Regions from separate parts of the Homo sapiens genome. Here all the other regions are linked to region 2. Evidence: chromatin loops called from intact Hi-C (ENCODE). Cell type or tissue: OCI-LY7. All regions are shown on one strand. Links, peaks and the distances in the headings refer to the core of each region. The heading gives the core; the rest is flanking DNA.

Evidence for each region. Hi-C counts contacts between places; a loop is a spot of excess contacts. Peaks named below come from ENCODE experiments on the same cell type or tissue, not always from the same donor. Only the 100,000 strongest peaks of a DNase experiment are listed, where the experiment ranks them.
Region 1: a loop joins it to region 2, with 12 times the contacts of the local background. A loop is called at or near these places in 50 of 110 quality-filtered maps.
Region 3: it touches region 2 in a loop (8-fold over the local background); 15 of 110 quality-filtered maps call a loop at or near these places.
Region 4: it touches region 2 in a loop (6-fold over the local background); 8 of 110 quality-filtered maps call a loop at or near these places.
Region 5: a loop joins it to region 2, with 5 times the contacts of the local background. A loop is called at or near these places in 11 of 110 quality-filtered maps.
Region 6: it touches region 2 in a loop (9-fold over the local background); 92 of 110 quality-filtered maps call a loop at or near these places.

The regions. Positions count from the first base shown.
Region 1 is chr16:75,197,479-75,202,601 of GRCh38, forward strand. No RefSeq gene overlaps it. Among named protein-coding and RNA genes, the nearest start is that of CTRB2, 7.1 kb to the right of the region's middle. RefSeq lists enhancers at 334-834, 1,873-2,167, 4,019-4,098. In OCI-LY7, for the core only: a CTCF peak has its summit at 2,026 (motif pointing right); DNase peaks (open chromatin) are centred at 2,063 and 3,983.
Region 2 is chr16:75,761,848-75,766,970 of GRCh38, forward strand. All of the region lies in intron 2 of LOC105371348 (a long non-coding RNA gene), which reads left to right. Among named protein-coding and RNA genes, the nearest start is that of CPHXL, 38 kb to the left of the region's middle. RefSeq lists an enhancer at 2,320-2,379. In OCI-LY7, for the core only: CTCF peaks have their summits at 1,115, 2,527 (motif pointing left) and 2,726; a DNase peak (open chromatin) is centred at 2,484; H3K4me3 peaks cover 1,233 bases; H3K27ac peaks cover 1,781 bases.
Region 3 is chr16:75,519,442-75,523,945 of GRCh38, forward strand. No RefSeq gene overlaps it. Among named protein-coding and RNA genes, the nearest start is that of CHST5, 14 kb to the right of the region's middle. RefSeq lists a silencer at 2,168-2,217. In OCI-LY7, for the core only: CTCF peaks have their summits at 2,115 and 2,314; a DNase peak (open chromatin) is centred at 2,120.
Region 4 is chr16:75,231,242-75,236,364 of GRCh38, forward strand. BCAR1 (BCAR1 scaffold protein, Cas family member) reads right to left here. Exons shown (of 7, transcript NM_014567.5): 5 at 3,648-4,745; 6 at 2,605-2,694. Among named protein-coding and RNA genes, the nearest start is that of CTRB1, 15 kb to the left of the region's middle. RefSeq lists an enhancer at 2,043-2,668 and a silencer at 2,828-2,887. In OCI-LY7, for the core only: CTCF peaks have their summits at 2,754 (motif pointing right) and 2,960; a DNase peak (open chromatin) is centred at 2,820.
Region 5 is chr16:75,400,821-75,405,943 of GRCh38, forward strand. All of the region lies in intron 4 of CFDP1 (craniofacial development protein 1), which reads right to left. Among named protein-coding and RNA genes, the nearest start is that of CFDP1, 30 kb to the right of the region's middle. In OCI-LY7, for the core only: a CTCF peak has its summit at 2,235 (motif pointing left); a DNase peak (open chromatin) is centred at 2,261.
Region 6 is chr16:75,468,946-75,474,068 of GRCh38, forward strand. CHST6 (carbohydrate sulfotransferase 6) reads right to left here. Exons shown (of 3, transcript NM_021615.5): 3 at 3,107-5,123. Among named protein-coding and RNA genes, the nearest start is that of TMEM170A, 6.8 kb to the left of the region's middle. RefSeq lists an enhancer at 2,704-3,346. In OCI-LY7, for the core only: CTCF peaks have their summits at 3,010 (motif pointing right) and 3,211; a DNase peak (open chromatin) is centred at 3,016.

The sequences.
Region 1 (5,123 bases), core at 471-4,470, 560 kb before region 2:
CTGCAACCTCGACCTCCCAGGCTCAAGAGATCCTTCTGCCTCAGCCTCCCAAGTAGCAGGGACTACACCACCACACCTGGCTAATTTTTATTTTTTATGGGGACGTGGGTCTTGCTATGTTGCCCAAGCTGGTCTTGAACTCTTAGGCTCCAGCAATTCTCTTACCTCAGCCTCCCAAAGTGCTGGGATTGCAGGCGCGAGCCGCTGCTCCTGGCCCTACGTTCTATAGGTATTCTCTCCCCTCATACCTCAAACTCCTGACACAGGGCACCCACTAGTGGATAGTGTTCCCCAGAATACCATTGCATTTCATCAGCAGTGGAAGCTTTCACAACCTCATTGCTACCGTGTGCCCGACCTATCTACGCTTCCTCTACCAACCATGAAGAGGTCCTCACTGCCAGCCTGGTAGTCAGCAGTCCAGCTCCAGAATCCCACCTCAGCATCCGCATTTTGCAGCTCACTCCCGGCACACACGATCATAGCTGGAGCTCCCCACAGGAAGTAGACTCTGAGATAAAGATGACCACACAGAAGTTTACTGGTACCCCAGGAGCAATACCTTTGGAACCGAAGACTCGTAGGGGTAGGGAAAGAGCAATGTTGGGCAGAGGAAGATAGAGCCTCAACATCGTCCCAAGTTTGGGTGAAAAGACTGGACCTTTAAAAAACCCTACTGACCAATCACTGGATGCAGCTGCCCAGAAAGGAGGCAGGACCCGAGGTCAAGATGATGCTCTTCAGCTGAGGAAACTCCCAAAGAGGACGGCAGCTGCGGACTGTCTGCTGTCCACAGCAGCGCGTGGGGAGGTCGGCCTGCAGTCCTGGAGGGAATCTGGGTGGCTAATCACGCAACCACTAGATTAGGTACAGATGCAGGCTGGTCCGAGACAGGATTCTCTTGCGACTGCTCCAGACGTTTCTGTTAGTAGAAAGCCAGATCACCCGATGGGCGGGGAGAGGCGCGTGCACTGTTTAACGTGGTCTAACTCAGACCAAGGGTGGGGGAACCCCCGCCCGAGGAGGAATCTGTTTTTAAGCTGAGATTAAATCAAGTGCGACCCCTGATTAAACTCAGCCTTTTGCTTAACTGTACTTGTCAATATAACACATAATTGGAAGCTTTTAAGCATATTTGGGACAATTTGGGTGTGAGTCTACCTTTTCAACTGTAAGTTTTACAAGATGTAAATGCAGATCGAGTATTTCTCATGAAAATGTAGCATCCAGGTGGAGATGTGATGGAAGTGCAAATTACACACTAGGTTTGAAAGAGTGTAAGAGTGTAAAATATATCATTAATAATTTTAAAATACTGATTACATGTTGAAATATGTAGATATATTGGGTTAAATAAAATATATTATTAAAATTCTTTTTTCTTTTTTTTTTTTTTTTGAGACGGAGTCTTGCTCTGTCGCCCAGGCTGGAGTGCAGTGGCGAGATCTCAGCTCACTGTAAGCTCCGCCTCCCGGGTTCATGCTATTCTCCTGCCTCCGCCTCCTGAGTAGCTGGGACTACAGGTGCCCGCCACCACACCCGGCTAATTGTTTTGTATTTTTAGTAGAGACGGGGTTTCATCGTGGTTTCATCGTGTTAGCCAGGATGGTCTCATCTCCTGACCTCGTGATCCGCCTGTCTCGGCCCCCTAAAGTGCTGGGATTACAGGCGTGAGCCACCGCGCCAGTCCCTCTTTTTTTTTTTTTTTTTTTTAAGAGACAGGGTCTCACCACCACACCCAGCTAATTTTTGCATTTTTTTTTTGTAGAGAAGAGGGTCTCACTATGTTGCCCAGACTGGTCTCGAACTCCTGGGCTCAAGCGATCCGCCCGCCTCAGCCTCCCAAAGGTGCTGGGATTACAGGCGTGAGCCACCGTGCCCGGCCTCTTTTTACTTTTTCAGTAGGGCTACCAGAAAATTTAAAATCATCCATTTGGCTCGCCTTGTATTTCTTTTGTATTTCTTTGAAACAACGCTGGGTTAGGAACAGTAAGGCATAGCTATATGCAGTTTTCATATTGGCCACCAGGTGGCAGCCTTATACCGGGTGGTTTTCAGACTCTTGGGAGGCCGGTGGGTGGAGCGGGGGACAGACGCAGATTTCACCAGCAAGTGAAAAAGTCCCTTAGCCAGGTTTGTGCTTGCTATTCCATTTTTATATTACTTACGCCTCACATTTATTTGTATGTAGATGGTTGTTGACATAATAAAATACATGTAATTTCCTCTGTGTTTAAGAGCAGTTCTCCCTCACTGAGCTGGGAGTTTCCTTAAGAAACCTGGCTCTTAATTATATAGAGAGAGACTGGGCGCGGTGGCTCTAATTATATATAGAGACACCCAGCGCGGTGGCTCACACCTGTAATCCCAGCACTTTGGGAGGCCGAGGTGGGTGGATCGCCTGAGGTCAGGAGTTCGAGACCAGCTTGACCAACATGGTGAAATACATGTCTCCACTAAAAATACAAAAATTAGCTGGGCATGGTGGCATGCACCTGTAATCCCAGCAACTCAGGAGGCTGAGGCAGGAGAATTGCTTGAACCTGGGAGGAAGAGGTTGCAGTGAGCTGAGATTGCACCACTGCACTCCAGCCTGGGCAACAGAGTAAGACTCCATCTCAAAAAAAGAAAAAAAAATACACACACACACACACAGAGAAAGACAGGGTGACAGGGTCTTGCTCTGTCACCCATGCTGCAGTGCAGTGGTGTGATCATAGCTCACTGCAGCCTCGAACTCCTGGGCTCAAGTGATCCTCATGCCCCAGCCTCCTGAGCAGCACATTACAGGTGCCACCCGCTGCACCCAGCTACTTTTTCTTTTTTTTAAAGGAGTCTCACTATGTTGCCCAGGCTAGTCTCAAACTCCTGGCCTCAAACAATCCACCCGCCTCTGCTTTTTTTTTTTTTTTTGAGACAGTCTCACTCTGTTGCCCAGGCAAGAGTGCAGTGGCACCATCTTGGCTCATTGCAACCTCTTGCCTCCTGGGTTCAAGCAATTCTTGTGCCTCTGCCTCCTGCGTAGCTGGGATTACAGGCATGTGCCACCACGCCTGGCTAATTTTTGTATTTTTGGTAGAGATGGGGGTTTCACCATGTTGGCCAGGCTGGACTCGAACTCCTGACCTCAGATGATCCGCCTGCCTCTGCCTCCCAAAGTGCTGGGATTACAGGTGTGAGCCCCTGCGCCCGGCCGGCTTGATACTATTTTTAATAGTCGACTTTGGATCCCACTCCTGTGCCCAAGCTCTCTCTCATTTTGCTTTTCCCCTCTTCACACATCCATTCTCCAAGTTAATTTCTCTTCATGTCCTTATAATTAAATTCCATCTATAACCTTAATTCCAACCTATTAGACGCATCATCAGAACGGCTGACAGTGCACGGGCAGAGAAAGGTATTAGGAAAGCCAGTGAAGTAGAAAATGCAGGAGGGAGCCCATTCCATTCCTGCCAAGATGCCGGGTTAGTGTGGAATGTTGGCTGCCCCCCAGGACCAGCCATGATAGATTTTTTTTAGATGGAGTCTCACTCTGTCACCAGGCTGGAGTGCAGTGGCAAGATCTCGCCTCACTGCAACCTCTGCCTCCTGGGTTCAAGCGATTCTCCTGCCTCAGCCTCCTGAGTAGCTGGGACTACAGACACCCACTACCACACCTGGCTAATTTTTGTATTTTAATAGCAATGGGGTTTCACCATGTTGGCCAGGATGGTCTCAATTTCCTGACCTCATGATCTGCCCTCCTCGGCCCCCAAAAGTGCTAGGATTACAGGCGTAAGCCACCATTCCCAGCCCATGATGGATCTTTAGAGGGAAACATCAAGAGACAGGAAGACCTGGGAGAAGAAGCAAAGATCGGAACCTGTGGTTACGTGGGGAGGCTAGAGCTGTGGCCCAAGGCAGAAGGCTGTGAACTCGGCTGTGCAAGGAAAAAACAGGAAGTGAGCACCAGGGTTCTGCTCTGCTTCCGACCCAGCTCCAGGGCTTTGGGGCAATGGGTGCCTGCCCCTGGCCTGCAGGTGCCCTCAGGATAAAGTGGGTCATGCCGAGGCACTGTACAGGGGAGGAAATGAAAAAGACTTAGAACTATAAAGTGTGTATCAAATTGCAATAAAAAAGGCCAGGTGTGGTGGCTCACACCTGTAATCTCAGCACTTTAGGAAGCCGAGGTAGGTGGATCAGTTGAGGTCAGGAGTTTGAGACCAGCCTGGCCAACATGGTGAAACCCTGTTCTTACTAAAAATACAAAAATTAGCCAGGCATGGTGGTGGACACCTGTAATCCCAGCTATTTGGGAGGCTGAGGAGGGAGAATCACTTGAACTCAGGAGAGGTTGCAGTGAGCAGAAATCATGCCACTGCATTCTAGTCTGAGCATAAGAGCAAGACTCCATCTCAAAAAAAAAAAAAAAAAAAATACAATGAAAGCAGTGTTTGGAGGAAAGCTTGCCTCCTGAAATACTTTTATGAGAAAAGAACACACTGAAAATTACTGAGCTGAGTATCTAAATTTGTGATGTTAAAAAATCACAAATGGATACATACAGATTAGGAAGCCAGCATTACCCTGATACAAAAGCCAGATAAAAACATCAGAAGAAAATTACCAACCAGTATCTCTCATGAATATAGATGCAAAAACCTTCAATAAAGTACTAGCAAACTGAACCCGACAGCATATTAAAAGGATTATACACCATGATGAAGTGGGAGTTATCCCAGCATGCCAAGCGCTATAGGAAATAACAAGAAAATCCATCAGCGTAATATGCATTAATTGAATGAAAGGGGAAAATCACGTGATCACTTAAATTGATGCAGAAAAGGCCTTTGACAAGATCCAACACCCTTCATGATAAAAAGCACTCAGAGGCTGGGCGCGGTGGCTCACGCCTAATCCCAGCACTTGAGGACGCCGAGGCGGGTGGATCACCTGAGGTCAGGAGTTTGAGACCAACCTGACCAACATGGTGAAACCTCCTCTCTACTAAAAATACAAAAAATAGCTGGGTGTGGGGGCTCACGCCTACAATGCCAGCTACTGAAGAGGCTAAAGCAGGAGAATCTCTTGAACCCAGGAGGTGGAGGTTGCAGTGAGCCGAGAAAGCGCCATTGCACTCCAGC
Region 2 (5,123 bases), core at 728-4,727:
AAATGTTTAAACCATTCATGATGAAACGGTAAGATGACAGTGTACTATTGGATCCAATGGGACTGTATGTACGTGTGTGTGTGTGTGTGTGTGTGTGTGTGTGTGTGTGTGTGTGTGAATGTTTGCGATCACATTCATTTGACATGCAGGTTGAATAAGTGAGTCACTCTCCCCAGTACACGGGGGCTGCCTCTCCTAGCAGCAAATTTTCTCATTGGTTACTGCTGTGTTTCGGATGTCCCTTCCAAAACTGATGTTGAAACTAAATCCCCAATGTGGCAGTATTGAGAAGTGGGCCCTTTAAGAAGTGATTGGATCATGAGGGGTCTGCCCTCTTGAATGAATTATCCATTCATGGATTAACAGATGAATAGGCTATCATGGAAGTGGGACAGGTGGCTTATAAGAAGGGCAAGAGACGGCTGGGCGCGGTGGCTCACGCCTGTAATCCCAGCACTTTGGGAGGCCGAGGCAGGCGGATCACGACGTCAGGAGATCGAGACCATCCTGGCTAACATGGCGAAACCCTGCCTGAACTAAAAATACAAAAAATTAGCCGGGCATGGTGGCGGGCGCCTGTGGTCCCAGCTACTCAGGAGGCTGAGGCAGGAGAATGGCGTGAACCCGGGAGGCGGAGCTTGCAGAGAGCCGGGATCGTGCCACTGCACTCCAGCCTGGGAGACAGAGCGGGACTCCGTCTCAAAAAAAAAATAAAAAAATAAAAATAAAAAAAGGGGCAAGAGACACCTGAGCTAGCACAGACGACTGCCTCGCCAGGTGAGGCCCTGCCTTGCCTCAGGACTTTTCAGACAGTCCTCACCTGCAGGAAGGATCTCACCAGATGTGGCCCCTTGACCTTGGATTCCTCAGCTCCACAACTGTAAGAAATAAGTTTCTTCTCTTTATAAATTACCCAGTTTCAGGAATTCTCTTATAAACAACAGAAAAAAAAGACCAAGACAGTTACTGTATATCTTCATAAAACTAATTTTGTAGGATCTGAGGGCTTTGTTCTCCAAGAGAACACTTGCTCCAATTCTCAGGTTTTCTTCTGTAGTTCTGTAATTTTACTTGAAGAGAAGAATGTCAAGAAAAGACATTAGTAATTAATAAATGCTGGTGGATGATCCCTCTAGCGTAAAACTGGAACATGGCACTGTTTTGTTATTGGTGCTATTAAATCTGAATTATCACTTTAAAAACATATATGAAAAGCAGATATCAGGATTCAATTACTGCTTATTTCATGGAGAACCCGGGAAGAATAAACATATAAATGTGTTTTTAAATTTCTGTTTAATGCATATCACTGTTTCATGTGATAATGTGTGGATTCACATGCCCCAGCTTAGAAAGAAAAACAAACTCATCCAATCGTGCTTCTTGCTGTGTTCATTTGCACACTAGAGAATGATGACTTCTCTTTGTTAGAGCCACAAGTATATGTAAATTGAAGAGAATACATTTGTGACTGGATTATTTACAACCAATACATTGCTAGGTGATAAGCAATTCCACTGGGAGATCCATTGACTGTTGCTACCGAGTGGATTTCACAGAATGGCGACTGCAGACAAATGACCTGTTTCCTCCCTGGTTGCTGGGATCCAGCATTCTGCCTAGAAACAAACCAGTTTCCATTGTTTGGGGTTAACCCTATTTACTAGTAATGATAATATTATCCCTCATAACATTAAAGGTTTAACTATTGGTAGGCTTTTCATTTAACTGTATTTCAAGAAAGGGATATGCAATTTAAAGAAGTTTATTTTGAAATAGTTTCAAACTTAGAGAAAAATCACAAGGACTGCACTAATAACTCCTCCCACCCCCTTTGAAGGAATAATGATAATTATATAATAATGTGTTTTTAATTACTGGCAGGTATTTTATTTGGAGGCATTTCTGTGATTGGAACAGGAGTTGAGACGATGTCAAATGTATGATAACAAAGTAAATCCCTCAAATTGTCTCACAGTGAAAACGTTAACAACAATAACACTACTCTTAAATTCCTTCTTGTTTTCAATAGAAAGGGCCAGTAAGTGAAAGGGCCTTTACATTTTTGTTTTGGAACAGCTCTGCAATTTCATTTTGATTTCATATTTCTAGTAATAAAGCCTCTTCTGACTCCACATTCTTATTTCTGGGCAGACATTTTATTCTTCAGAATTGTAGTGATGGACAAGAAGCTAAATTGGAATGACTACTGTATCAATGATTAATTTGATAATTATAACAATGTCCAAACATTTAGAAATTACAGTATTTCATCAGATGTATTTTTAAAGAGGCACCTCTGTGAGAAGAACAGGTAGGCAGGCCAGCTTTCCCCTGGCTTATCACCCCTTTCCCTGGATTGTAGAGCATCCTTCACTCGGTCCCCTGTGAGAGGCCAGCAGGTTACTCTGCTCTCTGTGGGGTTTTTGTTTTTACCAGACTCTGCAATAACAGGCCCAGGTTTTGCAGCTCTGATGACTTTCTTTTTGGTGATGAAGCCACAGGGTATTAGCACCTCCTCGTGGCCATACATGTAATCTGACACTGTCCCTTGTAATAGTGATGATAATGACAGTGTTAGTGCCAAGCCACTTTAAAATGCTTTTAGTTCCTGGCAGATGTTTTATTTAGAGCGATTTCTCTGAACGTAAATGCCAGTTATGGAGGTTTTATATATTTTAATTAAGTAAATATAAGGTATTATTTTAGTAAAGGAAGTAATAAATCAATATCTCCGACAACTTTAGAGCACTACTTCACAGGATGTATTTTTTCAGATATATTTTTGTAAAGAAGACAAAGAATGAAGATGGTTTTGACTTAAAAAAACTTTTATTTTAGGCTCGGGGCACATGTGCAGGCTTGTTATATAGGTAAACTGCGTGTCATGGGGGTTTGGGGTACAGATTATTTCATCACCCAAGTAATAAGCATAATATCCGATGGGTAGTGTTTTGATCCTCTCCTTCCTTCCACCCTCCACCCTCAAGTAGGCCCATGTGTCTGTTGTTCCCCACTTTGTGCCCATGTGTTCTCCTTGGTTAATTCTCACTTGTAAGTGAGAACATGTGGCATTTGGTTTTCTGTTCCTGTATTAGTTTGTTTAGGATGATGGCCTCCAGCTCCATCCTTGTTGCTGCAAAGGATGTGATCTTGTTCTTTTTTATGAATGTGTGGTATCCCATGGTGTATATGTACCACATTTTCTTTATCCAGTGTACTGTTGATTGGCATTTAGGTTGATTCCATGTCTTTGCTATTGCGAATAGTGTTGCGATAAACATACGTGTGCATGTGTCTTTATGGTAGAATGATTTCTATTTCTTTGGGTATGTACTCAATAATGGGGTTGTTGGGTCAATTGGTAATTCTCTTTTAAATTCCTTGGGGAATCACCACATTGCTTTGCACAATGGCTGAATTAATTTACATTCCCACCAGCAGTGTATCAGCATTCCCCTTTCTCTGCAACCTTGCCAGCATCTGTTATTTTTTGACTTTTTATTAAAAGCCCTTTCAACTGGTGTGAGATGGTATCTCATTGTGGTTTTGATTGCCATTTCTCTAATGATTAGTGATGTGGAGCATTTTTTCATATGCTTGTTGGCTGCAGTAAGTCCTCTTTTGAAAAGTGTCTGTTTATGTTCATTGCCCACTTTTTAATGGGGTATTTTTCTTGTAAATTTGTTTAAGTTCCTTATAGATGCTGGATATTAGACCTTTGTCGGATGCATAGTTTGCAAATATTTTTTCCCATTTTGTAGGCTGGGTTTTGACATATTTTTAACTGACTAAATTCCTAGTGGTTACTATGATAATGTGACAATAATAAACTCTACCATGATATATTTTTTTATACTATTTTATTTGAGGAGGTTTACACATAATCCAGTCACTTGATTAGCCTGTTTAATTTAGATATACTTCATAGCTCTGCCAAAGAGGAGTTACCTTTCTGTAGTGTGTGAATGAGCACAGCATGAGAGATGCTGGATGATAGTCCTTGAGTTAGATATTAAAACATACAAGATTATTTTTTTATGTGCCTCGAACATGTGAATCCACAACTTTCACTTGAATCATTGAGGTAGGTTTGTCACACAGGTTAAGAAGCACATTTATATTTTCTTCCACTTCCTTGGTGCTCTATGAAATGAGCTGTAATATAATCTAAAATCAGCTTTTGGTATTATAATATTGTTTGAAATTTGATAATTCAGGTCTAGTTAACACTGATAAAATAGTTCCATGTTCCAATTTTATGCTAGAAGGATCATTTTCTGGCATCTAGTAATTACTAATGTGTTTTTCAGGGTCATTCTTTTTAAGTAAAATTAAAGAGGTAGAGCACAAAAACTGGAAAATAGAAGGAAGTTGTGCCCTCCTGGAGGAAGAAAAAAGCTCTCAGTTCCCCAAAATCTGTGGCAAAATCAGTTTCATGAGGACCCATTGTATATCCATGAAGACCTTTTTATGTAGGAGAGGCAGCCCACTGTGTACACATGTCTCCTGGTGAATCCAATGTGCATAGTTTCAGCTGACTTTGTTCCATCAAGTATGATTTAAACATTTATTTTCAGAGTGAGAGCCAAAGTCATTTTGCTCCAGATTGAAGTATAGTACTTTTTCAGTTCCATAAATGTTTCATATGAAATATTTTTTAGGATAAAAATTTCTATTTTATGTGAGTTTAACTTGCTCTTCAGAATAGTCTCAAATGTGCTATAGGATAGTGGCACATGGATGTAGGGGTCACTGCTCAGTCTTTCCTACTCCTTTGTCCTCTCTAAGTTGGCATCTGGTACTGAAGGACTTTCAGCATTTCCGAGCTCTGAGCGCCATAGGGCTGATATTTAAGAAGCTTTTGGGACTCAGTTTGTTGATGTGGAGTGGGAGAAGTAGCAGTGAGTGGAGGAGAGTGGAGGAGAACGGAGGAAAGTGACATCTATTCTTAATGGAGGGGAGGGTCAGGTCAGACATCAGGAGATACCAGGGAGGGAGTAGCCCTAAGGGGAATTGTTTTGGGTTCCCCAGCTGCCTGGATACTGGCTCTTCCCTCTCTTCTACTCCTTTCCCAGTCAGGTTCACTGTGATTGAATTTTTTTCGGACAGGTTTTAGTTTT
Region 3 (4,504 bases), core at 505-4,504, 240 kb before region 2:
AATTAGCCAGACGTGGTGGCATATGCCTGCAATCCCAGTTACTCAGGATGCTAAGGTAGGATGATTGCTTGAGCCTGGGAGGCGGAGACTGCAGTGAGCAGAGATGGTGCTCCTTAACTCCAGCCTGGGCAAGAGAGGGAAACCCTGTCTCAAAAAAAATTTTTTTTTAAGTAAACTGGGTAATTTATAAAGAACAGAAATTTACTTTCTCATGGTTCTGGAGGCTGGGAGGTCCACGATATAGGCGCCTGTAGGTTGCGTATCTGGAAAGGGCCTGTGCCTCACTGCTGGCACTACCTATGGGTCCTCACATGGAGGAAGAAAGTGAACCCATTCTCTCAAGCCTCCCCCGACCTTTTTTTTTTCTTTGAGACAGAGTCTCACTCTCTGGCCCAGGCTAGAGTGTAGTGGCACGTTCTCGGCTCACTGCAACCTCTACCTCCCGGGTTCAAGCGATTCTCCCGCCTCAGCCTCCCGAGTAGCCAGGACTACAGGCACCTGCCACCACGCCCAGCTAATTTTTGTATTTTTAGTAGAGGGGGGTTTCACCATGTTGGCCAGGCCAGCTTTGAACTCCTGGCCTCAGGTGATCCACCCGCCTTGGGCTTCCGAAGTGCTGGGATTACAGGCATGAGCCAACATGCCCGGCCTATTAGTGTTCTCTCTTGAAGCCTCTGTTTAGGAAGCTTCCTTATGCAGGTTCCCTACCACTACAATTGACGTTTTGTATCAACCAAGAAACCTAAATAAAATAAAAATAGGAAGTATAAAAAAGGTCATGAAATACTGACCTTTAACCATGCTGTCTTTTTGGTACATTTCCTAGACTAGCAGAGTCTATTAGAAGTGGAAGAAACTGCTGGGCGTAGTGGCTCATGCCTGTAATCCCAGCACTTTGGGAGGCTGAGGCGGGTGGATCATTTGAGGTCAGGAGTTCGAGACCAGCCATGGCCAACATGGTGAAACCCTGTCTCTACTAAATATACAAAAAAATTAGCTGAGCCTGGTGGCATGCACCTGTAATCCCAGCTACTCGGGAGACTGAGGCAGGAGAATTACTTGAACCCGGGAGGTGGAGGTTGCAGTGACCTGAGATCGTGCCATTGCACTCCACTGCACTTCAGCCTGGGTGAAAAAGTGAGACACTGTCTCAAAAAAAAACAAAAAACAAAAAAAAGGCCAGGCATGGTGGCTCACTCCTGTAATCCCAGTACTTTGGGAGGCCAAGGCAGGTGGATCACTTGAGGTTAGGAGTTTGAGACCAGCCTGGTCTTGAAATACAAAAAAATTAGCCAGGTGGTGGCAGGCACCTGTAATCCCAGCCACTCAGGAGGCTGAGGCAGGAGAATCACTTGAGCCTGGGAGGCAGAGTTTGCAGTCAGCCGAAATCGCGCCACTGCACTCCAGTCTGGGCAATAGAGCCAGACTCAGTCTCAAAAAAAAAAAAAAAAAAAAAAAAAGCCAGGCACAATGGCTCACGCCTGTAATCCCAGAACTCTGGGAGGCTGAGGCAGGCGGATTGCCTGAAGTCAGGAGTTCGAGACCACCCTGGCCAACATGGTGAAACCCCATCTCTACTAAAAATATAAAAATTAGCCAGACATGGTGGCGAACGCCTGTATTTCCAGCTACTCAGCGGGGCTGAGGCAGGAGCATCCCTTGAACCCGGGAGGCAGACATCGCAGTGAGCCAAGATCGTGCCACTACACTCCAGCCTGGGTGACAGAGTGAAACTCTGTCTTAAAAAAAAAAATTAACAACTCACACCCCTAAACACACATACATTCCTAATCCCCTGATCCCTCTCCACTTTAATCTTTGGCACTTTCTAATATGCTAAATAATTTAGCCATTTATCAAACTTCTCATTCACTGGCTGTGTCCCACCATCAGAATGCAAGTTCCTACAGGGCAGGGGTTTTTGCTTTTTGTCTATCTTGGTCCTGCTCTATCTCCAGCTCCTCCAAAAGCCCGATGCCTGGTTGGTGCTCAACCCATAATGTGTGTTGAATGAATGAGTGGAGTTCATGAAGACTGGGATCAGAATAACACAAGACTTGCAGGACAGGCCAGGTTCTCTGGTCTTACCCCAAAGGGAGAAAATGTGATGCATGAGATCTTTCAGTAGAGGGCGTGGGGAGAACTGGCTACCTGAAAATACAAAGATAACCAGCCCTGGAGCTGGGCACAGTGGCTCACACCTGTAATCCCAGCACTTTGGGAGGCTGAGGCGGGCGGATCACCTGAGGTTGGGACTTCAAGACCAACCTAACCAACGTGGAGAAACCCCTTCTCTACTAAAAATACAAAATTAGCTGGGCATGGTGGCGAATGTCTGTAATCCCAGCTACTCAAGAGGCTGAGGCAGTAAAATCGCTTGAACCTGGGAGGCAGAGGTTGTATGAGCCAAGATCGTACCATTGCACTCCAGCCTAGGCAACAAGAGCGAAACTCTGTCTCAAAAAATAAAATTAAAAATAAATAAATAAAATAAAAACATAAAAATTACCTGGACATGGTGGTGGGTGCCTGTAATCCCAGCTGCTTGGGAGGCTGAGTCAGGAGAATCGTTTGAACCAGGGAGGTGGAGGTTGCAGTGAGCCGAAATTGTGCCGTTGCACTCCAGCCTGGGCAACAGAGCAAGACTGTCCAAAAAAAATTAAAAAGGCCGGGCGCAGTGCTTCATGCCTGTAATCCCAGCACTTTGGGAGGCCAAGGCGGGTGGATCACCTGAGGTTAGGAGTTTGAGACCAGCCTGACCAACGTGGTGAAACCCTGTCTCTACTAAAAATATAAAAATTAGCCAGGCGTGGTGGTGGGTGCTACCACCACCTATACATGGCTAAATCTATCATTTTCACTTTTGCATAGCTGATGGGTTAAAAATGTTACTTGATGTTGTTTTAACCTACGTTTCTTTAATTCCCTGGGCAGCTAAGCATCTTTTCATGCTTATTAATCAACAGCCTTCCTTTTTCTCCTTTTTATTATCATTATTATTATTATTATTTTTTGAGACGGAGTCTTGCTCTATCACCCAGGCTGGAGTGCAGTGGAGCAATATCGGCTCATTGCAACCTCTGCCTCCCGGGTTCAAGCAATTCTCCTGCCTCAGCTTCTGAAGTAGCTGGGGCTACAGGCGTGTGCCACTACACCCGGCTAATTTTTGTATTTTTAGTAGAGACGGGTTTTTGCCATGTTGGCCAGGCTGGTCTCAAACTCCTGACCTCAGGTGATCCACCCACCTCAGCCTCCCAAAGTGCTGGGATTACAGGCGTGAGCCACTGCGCCCGGCCTGGCCTTCTTTTTTCTTTGTTAAAGGGCTTTGCTCATTTTTCTGTTGACTTTCCGCTTCCTCTTGGTTTTGCTCTTATTTTTATGGCAAATGGTTTCTGCTAGCTTGTCATCTGTTTTTTAACCTACTTTATGGTATTTTCCCCCAATGCTTCTGTAAAAAAAAGTATTGAGACATAATTTATATAAAATATTTATATGTAAGGTATAAAATTAGATGTATAGACCTGTGAGATCAGATCACCACGTCACCACAAGCAAATTCCAAAAAGTTTTGTCCTATTTATTATATTTTGAAAGTGAATTCTTTCTTCACAGTTTGTGGATTTTGTGTCTTGTTCAAAAGATTGTGTCCTCTTCAAGACTACATAGTCTTCATATTTGCTTCTTTTTTTTTTTTGAGACAGAGTCTCACTCTATTGCCCAGGCTGGAGTGCAATGACACCATCTAGACTCACTGCAACCTCTGCCTCCCAGGTTCATGTGATTCTCCTGCCTCAGCCTCCCAAGTAGCTGGGATTACAGGCGTCTGCCACCACGCCCAGCTAATTTTTGTATTTTTAGTAGAGATGGGGGTTTCACCATGTTGGCCAGGCTGGTCTGGAACTCCTGACCTCGTGATCCACCCGCCTTGGCTTCCCAAAGTGCTGGGATTACAGGTGTGAGCCACCGTGCCCAGCCGCTTCTTCATTTTTTTTTTTTTTTTTTTGAGATGCAGTCTCCCTCTGTCACCCATGCTAGAGTGCAATGTCATGATCTCGGCTCACTGCAACCTCCACCTCCCAGGTTCATGTGATTCTCCTGCCTCAGTCTCCCAAGTAGCTGGGATTACAGATGCGCACCACCACGCCTGGTTAATTTTTTTTTATTTTTAGTAGAGCTGAGGTTTTGCCATGTTAGCCAGGTTGGTTTCAAACTCCTGGCCTCAAGTGATCCACCTGCCATGGCCTACCAAAGTCCTGGGATTACAGGAGTGAGCCACTGCACCTGCCTCTTTTTTTTTTTTTTTTTTTCGAGATGGAGTGTCGCTCTTCTTGCCCAGGCTAGAGTGCAGTGGCGCGATCTCAGCTCATGGCAACCTCCGCCTCCCAGGTTCAAGCGATTCTCCTGCCTCAGCCTCCCGAGTAGCTGGGATTACAGGCATGTGCCACCACGCTCGGCTTATTTTGTATCATCCTTTTTTCTTTCTTTCCTTCTTTTTTTTTTTTTT
Region 4 (5,123 bases), core at 787-4,786, 530 kb before region 2:
CCCTGGCTAATTTTTGTATTTTTGGTAAAGATGGGGTTTCACCATGTTGGCCAAGCTGGTCTCAAACTCCTGACCTCAGATGATCCTCCCGCCTCTGTCTCCCAAAGTGATGGGATTACAAGCGTGAGCCACTGCACCCAGCCCTTTTTATTCTTTGACAACTCTTCATAGTTATATAATATCCCACTGCATAAATGTCCATACTTTATTGAATCAATACTCTCCTATTAGACACTTTGTGGGTGGAGATTTCAGATTCTTCACCGATACAAAAATGGGGCAACAGATGTTCTCATCAGTAAGTCTTCATGGACTTGCATTTAACATGGACTTTATGTCCTTGGCCTTGGAATTCTACATCTTTAAAGTTCTTCACATATATTCTTGCCCTTTAATCCAGCTTCTAGCAAGTTATCTAAGTGATTCATCAGATACGTGCAAAGACTAGTATTCATCACAGCACTGTTCACAAAAGTAAAACTCTGGGAACAGCCTAAGTGTCCAACAGCAGGGGACTGGTGAAGTCAGTGCTGGAGGCACACAGAGGACGGACAAAGTACACGACCACTTCTGAAAACACGGCGATCCCAGAGTTCTCTCTCTAGACAGAGATATAGACCTATATATTGTTGATATTTCAGGAGGTTTTTTGTTTTTGAGACGGAGTTTCGCTCTTGTTGCCCAGGCTAGAGTGCAGTGGTGCGATCTCGGCTCACCGCAACCTCCGCCTCCTGGGTTCAAGCGATTCTCCTGCCTCAGCCTCCCAAGTAGCTGGGATTACAGGCATGTGCCACCATGCCCAGCTAATTGTTTTGTATTTTTAGTAGAGATGGGGTTTCTCCATGTTGGTCAGGCTGGTCTCGAACTCCCGACCTCAGGTGATCCGCCCGCCTCGGCACCCAGGAGGTTTTTAAAACAATTTTATTTTATTTTTTTTGAGACGGAATCTCACCCTGTCGCCCAGGCTGGAGTGCAGTGGCGCAATCTCGGCTCACTGCAAGCTCCGCCTCCTGGGTTCAAATGATTCTCCTGCCTCAGCTTCCCAAGTAGCTGGGACTACAGGCGTGTGCCACTATGCTGGCCAATTTTTGTATTTTTAGTAGAGATGGGGTTTTGCCATGTTGACCAGGCTGGTCTCAAACTCGTGACCTCAAGTGATCTGCCCGCCTTGGCCTCCCAATGTGCTGGGATTACAAGTGTGAGCCACTGTGCCTGGCCACAATTTGTATTAATGTATACAGACTTGGGTCTCACTACGTGGCCTGGCTGGTCTCAAACCCTTGGCCTCAAGTGATCCTCCTGCCTCAGCCTCCTAAAGTGTTAGGATTACAGGTGTGACATTTATTCTTTTCTTGGGTGTTTTCTTTAGTAGATTTAACAGGGGTGCAGGTGCAGTTTTGTTATGTGGGTACAATGTACCCATTAGGTAATTTCTCAGCCCCCACCCCCTGCCACCCTGCCACCGTTCTGAGATGTCAATGTCTAGCCTCTCCTGAGTGTCTCCATGTGCCAGGTACTTCCCAGGCATCTTCCACTTTTCAGTGATTCTCACCGAGCTCTCATGAGGCGGCTGCAGCCTCACTGCTGTGTGTCGTGGGTCTCAGGCCCCTGCCTCTGCCACCTCCTTGGTGCCCAGAAGGTAGGCGAGGGAGATTTGACGGGTGATATTTTTATGTTCACTTCGTGCTATCCTGTATTTTCACTTTTAAAATTATCTTCATAATCAGAATAAAGCTCCCTTAGTGTTTTTTTACATACCTCTTTCCTACCCTGAAGAACTGATTCAAAATATGAGGAAAATTCTATTAACATGTCTGCATATAAACACAGCAGTATATTTATAATAAGGGGCCAGATGTGGTGGCTCACACTATAATCCCAGCACTTTGGGAGGCCAAGGCAGGTGGATCGTTTGAGCCCAGGTGTTTGAGACCAGCCTGGGCAATGTGGTGAAACCTTTGTCTCTATAAAAAATATAAAAATCAGCCAGGTGTGGTGGCAGGCGCCTGTAATCCCAACTACTGGGGAGGCTGAGGCAGGAGAATCGCTTGAGCCCAGAAGGTTGAGGCTGCAGTGAGTTGAGATCGCATCACTGTACTCTAGCCTGTGTGACAGAACAAGATTCTGTGTCAAAAAAAAAAAAATACTAAGGAAGTGTGGGTACAATACAAACATTCAATAGACGCTAAGTGGTCTTTGAAAGAATCCACAAGAATGCTTAACGCCATGGCAGATGCTGGGACAGAAGAGTCGAATGCCCACAGGACACCATCCCGGCCATGCAGGGAGCAGCTTGGAGGAAGGAGCAGGGCAGAGCCAGCCCCGTGCTGAGCCTATGGCAGCTGTGAGGGGTCTATTTTCTGCTCTCACCCCACTCTCTAATTCCCTAAATGTCTCCAACAATTACTCTTGAAAACTTTAAAATAAACCAAGTGAAAAGATGAAGATGGTCAGGAGGCAGGGGGGTGGCAGGCCGGGCCCAGCTCTGAGCACTGTCAGACAACATGAGAAGCTGGGGACCCGGGGTCGGCCCTGCAGGGCAAGAGCTGGGGGCTCAGGGGGTCAGCGGGCAAAGCTGGGCCTTGCTCTGCTCCGGGGCCTCACCTGCTGCAACTCCAGCTGGCTCTTGCCCTGCCGCGTGATGCTGCCCTTTTCCAGCAGCTCCTTCTGGGTCTTCTCAAACTCCTCCTTCCCCTGGAGGGCAGAGACAGGGGCTGCGCTGAGGCCAGTTTTCTGAGCCAGAAGCACAGGCCAGCCCTGTGGCGGGCGCAGTGAGCTGAGTGGCCACCAGGTGGTGCTGCGTGTGCGCGCACACACACGCACACGTGGACGCACACACACACTAGCACACGTGGACACACACACACACACAAGCACACGTGAACACACACACAGACTGGCACGTGCAGGGGCAGGCAGACAGACACACACACACACACACACACACACACACACACACACTCCCCCAGGCTGGCATATGTGGGACACAGCCCCCCCAGGCTGGCACATGCGGGGACACACAGAGAAGGTGGCTTCCTAGGAAGCAACCCTGGCAGCCCCTTTCACCGCCTGCCAGCTCAGGAAGAGACTGGGCAGAGGGTGGGGTACCCGCAGAAAGTCCGCAAGCTCCACCCTGCCTTCCCAGGCTCCAACACCAGGAATCACACCCAATCCCTCCCCCTTGGCCTAAAGGCCTGGCCACCTGGTCCCTGCCCCTGGATGCCTCTCTGGCCCAGCTCAGCCTGGAATGTTCCTTACCAGGACTCCCACCCGGCTAGCACCCAGGCCTCTGCTCCAGGGGCCAGCCTGGGAGGAGCAGTCCCAGCCACCTCCCACCACCTCCTGCTGCTCCCCCACGCTCAGAGCATCCTTGTGTGTGTGCACATTTCTGCAGATCTGTCTCCCCACACAGAACAGCAGAGTCACCGCTGCTGGTCACCAGAGATACCAGCCCGAGGGACTCAACGAAGGGCTCGATGACATGGCCACCCTAGCACATGGGGCCAATGTGGGGTGAGGGAGGTCAAAGTGAGAGGAGGGTGCAGGGCCTTGCCAGGGACCAGGCCCCAGCTGAGAACAAATCTCCCCCTAAGCACAGGAGCCCAGCGTGGCAGAAGAGGAGCCGGGGCTGGGCAGGCGGCACCCACCTGTAGGTGGACGTAGTCATAGTCCTCCATCCAGCCCCCCTCGCTGTTCTCGTACTGCCCATCTGGCGAGTCCTGGGAGGTGAACTTAGGGGGTGAGGGCAGGGGTCGTGACTGGATGCTGCTGGTCTTGTCAGTGGGGTTGGGGTGCAGGGTGCCACCCCCCTCAGGCCCCGGGGCAGTGGCCTTGGTCCGTCTGAAGAGCAGTGAGGCATTGCCGTGCAGGAAGGAGGCCAGCTGCTTGGCGTCCTCGGGCACAGCCCGCGAGCAGGCCACCAGCCGGTCCAGGTCCTCAAGGGTGGCTCCAGAGCCTCCCCGGCCAGCGTCGAGGGCCTGACCATGTGCCACCAGCGTCTGGTGCACGTCCTCCATCTTCTGCAGCTGCCGGCTAAGCTTGGCATGCAGGGCACGGTCAGATGTGTGGGCAGCATTGCCCACCGCGCTGCGGGCAAACTCCAACAGCTCGTGGACGGCACTCTGGACAGCGGCCACAGCAGCCTGCAGGTCCTGCACCAGCGGCTCCTGTGGCTCAGAGGGGCTACGCCAGCTCCCAGTCGCACCGGCGCTGCCTGCCAGGTCCAGAAGGTGGGCAACGGTGGCGCTCACACCCTGCTGCAGCCGTGCCAGGGCCTCCACAGCAACTTCCAGCTCCAGGGGTTCCCGGCCCGGCCCTGCCACCTCCAAGGAGGACGCAGACTGGCTGCTGCGTGTGCTGCCGGTGCTGGAGGCCGACAGGCGCTTGCCCTCTGCCGGGGCTTCACGTTCAGCTGGGGGAGGCACCGCATACACACCACTGTCGACCACGCCACCATCAGCCACCTCAGGAGGAAGCACCCGTTCACGGGGCACATCGTACAGGGTGCCCGGGCCAGGCCGCCGCAAGCCAGGGGGCACGTCGTAGAGGTCAGGAGCCGGGGGCGGCACGTCATACACGTCCTCGGCCGGCGGGGAGTCTGGAGGGGGCGCAGCCAGTACCAGTGGGGTGCGGGCCGGGTCAAAGGGCTTGGCCTTGGCGAAGGCGGGGGGCACATCGTAGGTCTCCTCACGCAGCAGTGGGCCATCGGGCACATCCTTGCTCACCGATGGAGGAACGTCGTAGACCTGGGGGACAAGCGGTGGTCAAGACTGTCCATCTGTCCATCTGCCCACCCCAGGGACTGGGGGCAGCACCCAGCCACACACACACACACACGTACACACATACAGACACACACACAGAGGCACGCGCACACACACAGGCACACATACAAATGCAGAGGCACGCACACAGGCACACACACGCGCACACACACTCGCAGCCCTAGCACACACATCCTTCACAATTCCTATCCATGACAGCTCTGGGACGAGCCGGCTCTGGAGCCAGGTGACCACCCCTGTGCCTGAAGGTGGGAGAGCTTCCTCCCAAAGAATTGCATGTGTTAATTCACATAATTGTGTCACTGCAGACACTCACTGAAAGGTTAGCTGTGATACTGC
Region 5 (5,123 bases), core at 383-4,382, 360 kb before region 2:
ACTGAGTTGCTGAGTTTGTTACCTCAGCCTAGACTGCCCTGGCCTGTCATATCAATTCTACTAATATGAATCTCATAAAAACAGAAAATAGGGGGAAGTTGTCAACAATAACAGAAAATGTCCTAGAAGTGAAGGATAGGCTTCCATAAAAAAGAGCCACAGAACACTGGATGCAGCTAATTTAAAAGCATCCAGCTTGACACAGTGGCTCACACCTGTAATCCCAGCACTTTGGGAGGCCGAGGTGGGCAGATAGTGAGGTCAGGAGTTCCAGACCAGCCTGGCAACATGGTGAAACCCTGTCTCTATTAAGAAATACAAAAATTGGCTGGGCGCAGTGGCTCACGCATGTAATCCCAGCACTTTGGGAGGCCGAGGTGGGTGGATCATGAGGTCAGGAAATCAAGACCATGCTGGCTAATACAGTGAAACCCCGTCTCTACTAAAAATACAAAATATTAGCCAGGCTTGGTGGCGAGCGCCTGTAGTCCCTGCTACTCGGGAGGCTGAGGCAGGAGAATGGCGTGAACCAGGGAGATGGAGCTTGCAGTGAGCCAAGATTGCACCACTGCACTCCACCCTGGGCAACAAAGTTAAGACTCCGTCTCAAAAAAAAAAAAAAAAAAAAAATTAGCTGGGCGTGGTAGCAGGTGCCTGTAATCCCAGCTGCTTGGGAGACTGAGCCAGGAGATTCGTTTGAACCCAGGAGGCAGAGGTTTCAGTGAGCTGAGATAGCGCCACTACACTCCAGTCTGGGCGACAAGGTGCGACTCCGTCTCAGAAAAATAAAAAAAAGATTCACATCAAGGCAAATCACTGTGAAGTTTCAGAATGCTGGTGATAGAGAAGATGAAATCAAATGGCCTAAGTGATAGCTTAAGGAAAAGTAGCCTCTAGGTAATGCATGTTTGGTTTTGTTTTTTACTACCTTCATGGAAATGACAAGCCTGGAAAGAGTCACCTGAGACAATTAGGTCAACATTTGCTGAAAAGCAACCTAGATCCAAGCACTGTTAGATGTTGAACATATAAAAAAAAATATGGCATGGCCTTTGCTCTTAAGGAGCTCACAGTTCAGCAGAACAGCCAACCATGAAAGCAAGTCATTGTAATACATGATATATAGTAAGTGGCATAAAAGCAGCATGGAAAAAGTATAAACTGTGGGAGTATCTCTCAAAATTTCTTAGTGCCAAAGTCCTATCTATATTCACTAGGAAACACTGGTATATTTATCTCAGGAACTTTAGTAATTGACACCAAGTAATATTACAGATTACTCTTCATTGACAGTATGCCTAGAACAACTCCACTTTTAACAAGCAATAAGGGATTCAAGTATCAAAATATCTTCAAGCAGGAGAACAGTTAAATTATAGACCACCTCTAACGCACAAGAGGGAACTCTGACAGGAAAAGGCCTATTATTAGTAATAGTTAATTCAAGTGTTCTCAACAGAAATTCCATTTTAACTTTATTTTCACTTGCTCAGAACTTCCTGAAAGTCTTTAATTGGGCAGAAACTTTCCATGACTGGCTTTTTCCAAAAGGTGAATCATTTAGGAAAGTCTGAGCTAACTGGCTCAGCTGGTTATGTGATAGGGCAGAATACAAAATACTATATTCCCCCATTCCCCTAGGTTAATAAGCTAAACATTTTTCAAGTAGGGACAAAAACAAAATGAAATGATCAAAGCCCAAAATTTAACATTAAAATACAGTTAGAAAACTGAAGACTAACTTTGTGCTAACACTACCTTACACTTAGACCTACAAATTCCTTCCTGTCATCACCAGCTCTTCTCACATTTCTTGAAGATGTAGTAATGCTCTTAACTTGATACAGAGAGAAAAAGGAGAATAATGACATGAAGAAATTAAAAGATATGCTCAAATCCATACAACAAATTTGTATCTGTTATCAATGAAAATTCAGATCTCGTAAGTCCCCTTATGAGAATTCCTTATAATGCCTAAATTTAAGTATAAATAAATTAAGTTTAAAAAAATCCTGTCAACATGCCCACTATTAACAGGGTTTTTGTTTTCTTTAGGGGAAGGGAGTTACAGAACTTTCACTTTTCATGTTATATATATTATATATCTCTGTAACATGATTTTTAAAGTAATAAGCATGTATCATTTTGAAATATAAAATGTATGTGACAGTATGTAATTCATATGAAAAAAGGGCTTCCATACTCATTTCTTTGTTTTGTTTTTTATAGACATGGTGCTGCCCTCTTCTGACAAATTGAGAAAACAGCAGACGCCCTGAATACCCATCAAGGACATTTAAAATTACCATCCACTTGTTTTCAAAAATGAAATAGGAAATTTGCAGCACACAACTATAATAGTATTTACTAACAAGTCCACAACACTTAATTTGACCGAAAATTTATGACTTTTTTTGAGACAGGGTCTCACTCTGTCACCCAGGCTGGAGTTCAGTGGCACGATCTCAGCACACAGCAACCTCTGCCTCCTGGTCTCAAGGGACACTCCTACTTCAGCCTCCTGAGTAGCTGGGACTACAGACACACACCACAATGACTGGCTAATTTTTATATTTTTTGTAGAAATGGAGTTTCTCCATGTTGCCCAGGCTGGTCTTCAACTCCAGTACTCAAGCAGTCCTCCTGCCTCAGCCTCCCAAAGTGCCGGGATTACAGGCATGTGCCACTGCGCCTGGCCTAATGACTTCTTACAGCAACAGTTATTTACCAGCTTTTTGTACACTCTATGTGAGGGCCACTAGTGAAGTTATAAATAAATCTTTCTTAGTCTGCATAACACATAGAAAATAATTCAAGCCAAAAAAGACTTCAAAAAACTTTTAAACCTATATTCCTAACGGTACATTAACATACTTTCTATATTATTTTTATAGGACTTTCAAACTATTAAAAGTTTATACTGTCAGCGTTCTGCTGGTCCCCTACTGGATGTACAACTCAACAGCTTCCAGAATAATTTCAGGCAGTAAAATATATTACTAATTCATATCATCAATAATTATTTATGGGGCCAGGCATGGTGGCTCACACCTGTAATCCCAGCACTTTGGGAGGCCGAAGTGGGCGTATCATTTGAGGTCAGGAGTTGGAGACCAGCCTGGCCAACATGATGAAACCCTGTCTTTACTAAAAATAAAAAACTTGGCCGGGTGCAGTGGCAGGTGCCTGTAATCCCAGCTACTCGGGAGGCTAAGGCAGGAGAATCGCTTGAACCCAGGAGGCGGAGGTTGCAGTGAGCTGAGATCGCACCACTGCACTCCAGCCTGGGCAACAGAGTAAGACCGTGTCTCAAAATAATAATAGTAATTATTATTATTATTTATGGAACCCGAAAACAACTAATTACCAAGGAAAAGGTTGCCTTACAATGAAGAATTCTGGAAGGTACTGTCATTTTTCTTTTTTTTTTTTTGAGACGGAGTCTTGCTCTGTTGCCCAGGCTGGAGTGCAGTGGCACGATCTCGGCTCACTGCAAGCTCCGCCTCCCGGGTTCACGCCATTGTCCTGCCTCAGCCTCCTACAGGCACCCGCCACTGCACCCAGCTAATTTTTTGTATTTTTAGTAGAGAACGGGTTTCACCGTGTTAGCCAGGATGGTCTCGATCTCCTGACCCCATGATCCGCCTGCCTCGGCCTCCCAAAGTGCTGGGAATACAGGCATGAGCCACCGCGCCCGGCCGCAAAGGTACTGTCTTAAGATACTGGTGGCCTAACTTATCCCCATCAATGCTGAGTCTCTTGATGGATGAGAAGCACCATCAATGTAGTATTTTTGTCTAACATAATTAATGTGAAGCTCATCATAAACAATGCAGCAATCCAAATTGAGGGACATTATGCAATACAAATGGCCTGGACTCTTAAAAAAAAAAAAGCTTAAAACCAATGCTGTGAAATACAGAAAAGGCATGAAAAACAGTTCTAAGTACAAGGAGTTTAAAAAGACCAAATGCAAAATCAACAGCAACAACAAAAGACCAATTATGGTTTTCATCTTAGATTGGATCTTAGAGGTGGCTCCATAGCACAACGGATAGCGCGCTGGACTTCTAGACTGGATTTTAGATTGAACAAGAAATACAGCTATAAAGTACATTATTGGGATAACTGGGGAAAAACTGAATGGAATCATTTGTATATAGTGCTATTCAAGTTTTGACTGCAAAACTACCTGTTATTGGTCCAAGATGAGATGGGCACAGAAATTGTGAGTATTTAGAAACTTGTTCAGCAATTTGACAATGTCACAATACTCAAGACATGAGCAGTGGGCCCTTCCATTAAACAGAGTATAAATTCAGTTAGGCCAGATTTGCAAGGTGAGTCACATGTGATATGAATTATCAGTCACACGCAGTAGGACATTACAATGTGTGTGATACTTCAGAATTATCTTGTCAACTAAAGCCCAAAAATGTAATAAAATGTAAGCATTTATTTTTATAACTTATTTTTACAATCATTTTAATTGTTACTCAATTGTAATTTTTAAAATTTATACAGGTGCCAGGCATGATGACTCATGTCTGTAATCCCAACACTTTGGGAGGCCAAGCAGGCAGATGCTTGAGCCCAGGAGTTTGACACCAGGCTGGATAAACCCATCTATACAAAAAACACAAGAGGCCTGGTGTGGTGGCTCATGCCTGTAATCCTAGCACTTTGGGAGGCTGAGGCGGGCAGATCATATGAGGTCAGGAGTTCCAGACCAGCCTGACCAACAAGGTGAAACCTCGTCTCTACTAAAAATACAAAAAAAATTTAGCCAGGCATGGTGGTGCGTGCCTGTAGTCCAGCTACTCAGGAAGCTGAGGCAGGAGAACTGCTTGAACCAAGGAGGTAAAGTTGCAGTGAGCTGAGATTGTGTCATTGCACTCCAGCCTGGGTGACAGAGTGAGACTCCATCTCAAAAAAAAAAAAAAAACAAATGAGCCAGGCGTGGTGGTATGCACCTGCAGTCCTAGCTGCTAAGGAGGCTGAGGTGAGAGGACTGCCTGAGCCCAGGAGGCAGGGACTGCAGTGAGCCAAGACTGCGCCACTGCACTCCAGCCTGGGTGACAGAGCAAAACCCCGTCTCCAAAAAAAAAAAGAAAAAAGAAAAA
Region 6 (5,123 bases), core at 560-4,559, 290 kb before region 2:
TGAAACCTCCGTTTAGGAAGCTTCCTCCTGCCAGTTCCCTACCACTACAATTGGCGTTTTGCATCAACCAAGAAACCTATCTAAAATAAAAATAGGAAGTATAAAAAGGGTCAGGAAATACTGACCTTTTAACCATGCTGTCTTTTTGGTACATTTCCCAGACTAGCAGAGTCTATTAGAAGTGGAAGAAACCGCTGGGCGTGGTGGCTCATGCCTGTAATCCCAGCACTTTGGGAGGCTGCGGCGGGTGGATCACGAGGTCAGGAGTTTGAGACCAACCTGACCAACATGGTGAAACCCCGTCTTTACTAAAAATACAAAAATTAGCCGGGCATGGTGGCATGTGCCTGTAATCCCAGCTACTCAGGAGGCTGAGGCAGGAGAATTGCTTGAACCTGGGAGGTGGAGGTTGCGGTGAGCCGAGATCGCACCATTGCACTCCAACCTGGGCGACAGAGCAAGACTCTGTCTCAAAAAAAAAAAAAAAAAAAGAAAAAGGGCCAGGTGTGGTAGGTCACACCTGTAATCCCAGCACTTTGGGAGGCCGAGGCAGGCAGATCACGAGGTCAGGAGTTCCAGAACAGCCTGACCAACATGGTGAAACCCCATCTCTACTAAAAATACAAAAATTAGCCGGGCCTGGTGGCATGCGCCTGTAATCCCAGCTACTTGGGAGGCTGAGACAGGAGAATTACTTGAACCCGGGAGGCAGAGGTTGCAGGAGCCGAGATCGTGCCATTGCACTCCAGTCTGGGCAACAAAATGAGACTCTGTCTCAAAAAAAAAAAAAAAAAAAAAAAATCAGCTGGGCGTGGTGGTGGGCGCCTGTAATCCCAGCTACCGGAGAGGCTGAGGCAGGAGAATGGCGTGAACCCGGGAGGTGGAGCTTGCAGTGAGCAGAGATCGCGCCACTGCACTCCAGCCTGGGCAACAGAGCGAGACTCCGTCTCAAAAAAAAAAAAAAAAAAAAGTGGAAGAAATCAATTATTGTAGGGTTACATAATCAATTATGTATTACATTAGGAAACATTATTTTGAATTTAGAATTCGATCTTTAGTTCATTTATGAATTGACAGGTTAAAAAAAGACATTTAGCCTTGCAGGACTCAGAAAATGGAGGTTTCCTGGGCCCTGTCTAAGGAAGCCAAGGAGGCGGTCCAGCACACCAGACCCCCTGGCCCCTTGCTGCTCTTTCAACAAGCCAGATGCCTCCCCTCCTTAGGGCTTTTGTGTTAGCTCTTTCCTGCTCCCAGACAGGCTACCCATGATTGCCCTTAACATACTCCCTCACCTCCTGTAAGACTTTCCTCAAATGTCGCTTTCTCACTGAGACCTACCCTGATCACCCCATTAAAAATTACAACTCACACCTCTACACACATATATTCCTCATCCCCCGATCCTTCTCTACTTTAATCCTTGGCACTTTCTAATATGCTAAATAATGTAGCCATTTATTAAGCTTATTCATCAGCTATCTCCCCACCATCAGAATGCAAGTTCCTGAAGGGCAGGGTTGTTGTTGTTGTTGTTTGAGAGAGTCACACTCTATCGCCCAGGCTGGAGTGCAGTGGCGCGATCTCAGCTCACTGCAACCTCCGCCTCCCAGGTTTAAGCGATTCTCCTGCCTCAGCCTCCTGATTAGCTGGGATTACAAGCGTGCACCACCACCACCACGCCTGGCTAATTTTTGTATTTTTAGTAGAGATGGGGTTTCACCATGTTGGCCAGGCTGGTCTCGAACTCCTGACCTCATGATCTGCCTGCCTCGGCCTCCCAAAGTGCTGGGATTACAGGCGTGAGCCACTGCGCCTGGCTGGTTTTTGTTTTGTTTTGTTTTGTTTTGTTTGTTTTTGAGATGGAGTCTCGCTCTGTCGCCCAGGTTGGAGTCCTTTGGCGCCATCTCGGCTCAATTCAACCTCCGCCTCCCGGGTTCAAGCAATTCTCCTGCCTCAGCCTCCTGAGTAGCTGGGACTACAGGTGCATGCCACGATGCCCAGCTAATTTTTATATTTTTAGTAGAGACTGGGTTTCACCATATGGGTCAGGCTGGTCTTGAACTCCTGACCTCAGGTGATCCACCTGCCTCGGCCTCACTAAGGGCTGAGATTAGAGGTGTGAACCACTGCACCCAGCCTAGGGCAGGGGTTTTTGCTTTTTGTCTGTTTTTGGTCCTGCTGTATCTCCAGCTCCTATAATAGCCCAGTGCCTGGTTGGTGCTCAACCCATAATGTGTGTTGAATGAATGAGTGGAGTTCTTGAGGACTGGGAGCAGAATAACACAAGACTTGCAGGACAGGCCAGGTTTTCTGGTCTTACTCCCAAAGGAGAAAATGCTCGATTGGCTGGAATGAATTGCCATCTTGGAAAAATGGATAGTAGGCCAATCCTTTCCATTTCATCAAGACTTTAGCTCTGGTTCTTTCGTTTTTTGTTTGTTTGAGACAGAGTCTCGCTCTATTACCCAGGCTGGAGTGCAGTGGGGCGATCTTGGCTCACTGCAACCTCTACCTCCTGGGTTCAAGCAATTCTCATGCCTCAGCCTCCCAAGTAGCTGGAATTTCAGGCACATACCACCACGCTTGGCTACGTTTTTGTATTTTTTTTAGTAGGGACAGGGTTTCGCCAAGTTGCCCAGGCTGGTCTCGAACTCCTGAGCTCACGCAATCTGCCCACCTTGGCCTCCCAAATTGCTAGCATTACAGCTGCACCCAGCCTAGCTCTGGTTCTTAAGGAACATGGTCTGAATAGAGTCATTCACAGAATAAGGATTTGCACTGTGAGAGGATATTTAAATTGTAAGAGAATCTGCTGGGGGCAGGTGGTGCTTAAATCTAAATCCATTAACTTGTGAAGGTAGTCGGGATAACCCACTGGACCTCAGCATAGGGGTCACTCGACCTAAAGAAATTGCTCGCCTGATCCACTGGTGTGGAGTGGGCCTGTGGGTGAGGGACAGATTCCAGCCCATGGTGGTTTCAGTGTGTGATGAGTGAGATCATTCAGTAGAGGGCGCTGGGAGAACTGATGACTCGCACCGATCAGGAATATTGCATGCAATTTAGATCCAAGCGTAAAACACTAGACTACTAAAGTACTGGAAGCAAGCGTGAAGACCATTTTTATCACTGTAGCAGGACAAAGTCGTTTCAACAAGACATAAAATCCACTGGCCATAAGGAAAGGATTCACATTCAACAATATGATAAACTAGGTGAAACTTTTTGAAATTTGATTGTGATGAGGTGGTGATTTGATTTCACAGGTATATACAAATGTTTAATCAAACTTTACACTTTATGTGCAGATGTTGTATATCAATTATAGCTCAATGAAGCTTCTTTTTTTTTAAGAAGCCTGAGGGGAAAATGCCATAAAGTAAGTTAACAAAACAACAACAACAAAAAACAGATGACAAGCTAGGAGAAACCATTTGCACAACAAAAATAACAAAGCATATTCAAAAGAGGCTGTGGTAAGTCAACAGCAACATGGGCACAGCCTTGAACAATGAAAAAGGAATACAGTTGAGTCATAAGCATGAAAAGATGTTCAGCTGCCCCAGGAATTAAAGAAGTGCAGACTGAAACATCAAGTAACATTTTTCACCCATCAGGTAGGCAAAAATTAAAACCATTGATTTAACCCTGTAGAGGTGATGGGGCAGTTGTGGCAGTGGTGGGGCGCAGTCTGTAGGAGTGGGTGACAAAGGCACATCAAAGACAAAGCTAGGGGACACAGGGTCTGTGGTGGCCATGAGGAGTTGATACAGTGTTGATGTGGATAATATATCTTCTTGATGCAAAATAACAAAAATAAGGCCCACCATTGATTCCCCAACAGCCTCTTGATAGGTGGGTTCTCTGACCTATTCCAGGCAACACTGTTTCTATGCACCCATCAGCCCATCTAGTGCTTTGATTGCCCCTTCTGAGCTCCCACAGCCAGAGCAGAGGCAGCAAGCGTGCCTGCCCCTAATTGTGGGTGACTGCTGGGCCTAGACACTTCTAGCTGCATCACAGGGCCTACAGGTAAGGGGAGACACTAATTACAGCCCTACCAGCAGGGAGGGAGCCTGGACCCTGGTGGAAATTGGAAGCTGCAGGTGCCAGGAGCCCTCCGTTCTCAAGTGTATCGGTTAGGCAATGCTACGTAACAAACCACCACAACACTCAAATGACTGAAACACAATAAGCACTTTTATTGCTCCTAAAGTCTTCGACTTGGCCGCAGTGCTGGGCTCAGCTGGCCTCGCTCATATGTCTTTATAGCTACTCTTCTCAAGTGGTGGACTCAGTTTCCCCACCTCTGAATCTGGGTGAGCCCTGGGACTCCCTTTGGCCAGTAGAAGGTAGCCGAAGTGGCTGCGTGCGGATCAGCTGGAGCTGGCTGGTCTAGGATGGCCTGGTTTGGGACCCCTGAACTCTCCTTCTCATGGTCTCTGCTTGTCCAGCAGGCTGGCCTGGGCTTTCTCCCGGGCAGAGGCGGAGGTCCGAAGCAAAGGAGCAGCACGCAGGTTCTCTTCAGGTGGAGGAAAGCAGAGGCGTCAGCTCAGACTATGCCTTTTTCACATAAAAAATGATTTTCAGCTGAAGGCAATTAAGAAGCAGAAAGTGCAGGAAAAGTTCAGGTTTCCCTCCCCTTTTCTGCCTAAAGGCACGATATAAACTCTCCATCACTGGACACAACCCTTGACTCAGAGGTGGTACCAGAGGCTGCTGCAGACAAATCCTGTTGCATCAGCTTCCTCTCGGATATTTACCATCCCATAGTTTACCACCTTTGGAAGCCTAAAACTGTTGTCCTTGGTCATCCTATCTCTACAAATTTATTGTATTTTTTAAAAATGCTGTGTAAGACAGTGTTCCAAGCCATCACTTTGTTACTTTTCATTGAGGCTTATCCTGAGTGATGTTGGCTGCCTGTGTTAACAAACTGTTTTTCGCCAGGTACAGTGGCTCATGCCTGTAATCCTAGCACATTGGGAGGCCAAGGCAGGTGGATCACCTGAGGTCAGGAGTTCCAGCCCAGCCTGATCGACATGGTGAAACCCCATCTCTACTAAAAATACAAAAAAAATTAGCCGGGCGTGGTGGTGTACATCTGTAATCCCAGCTACTCG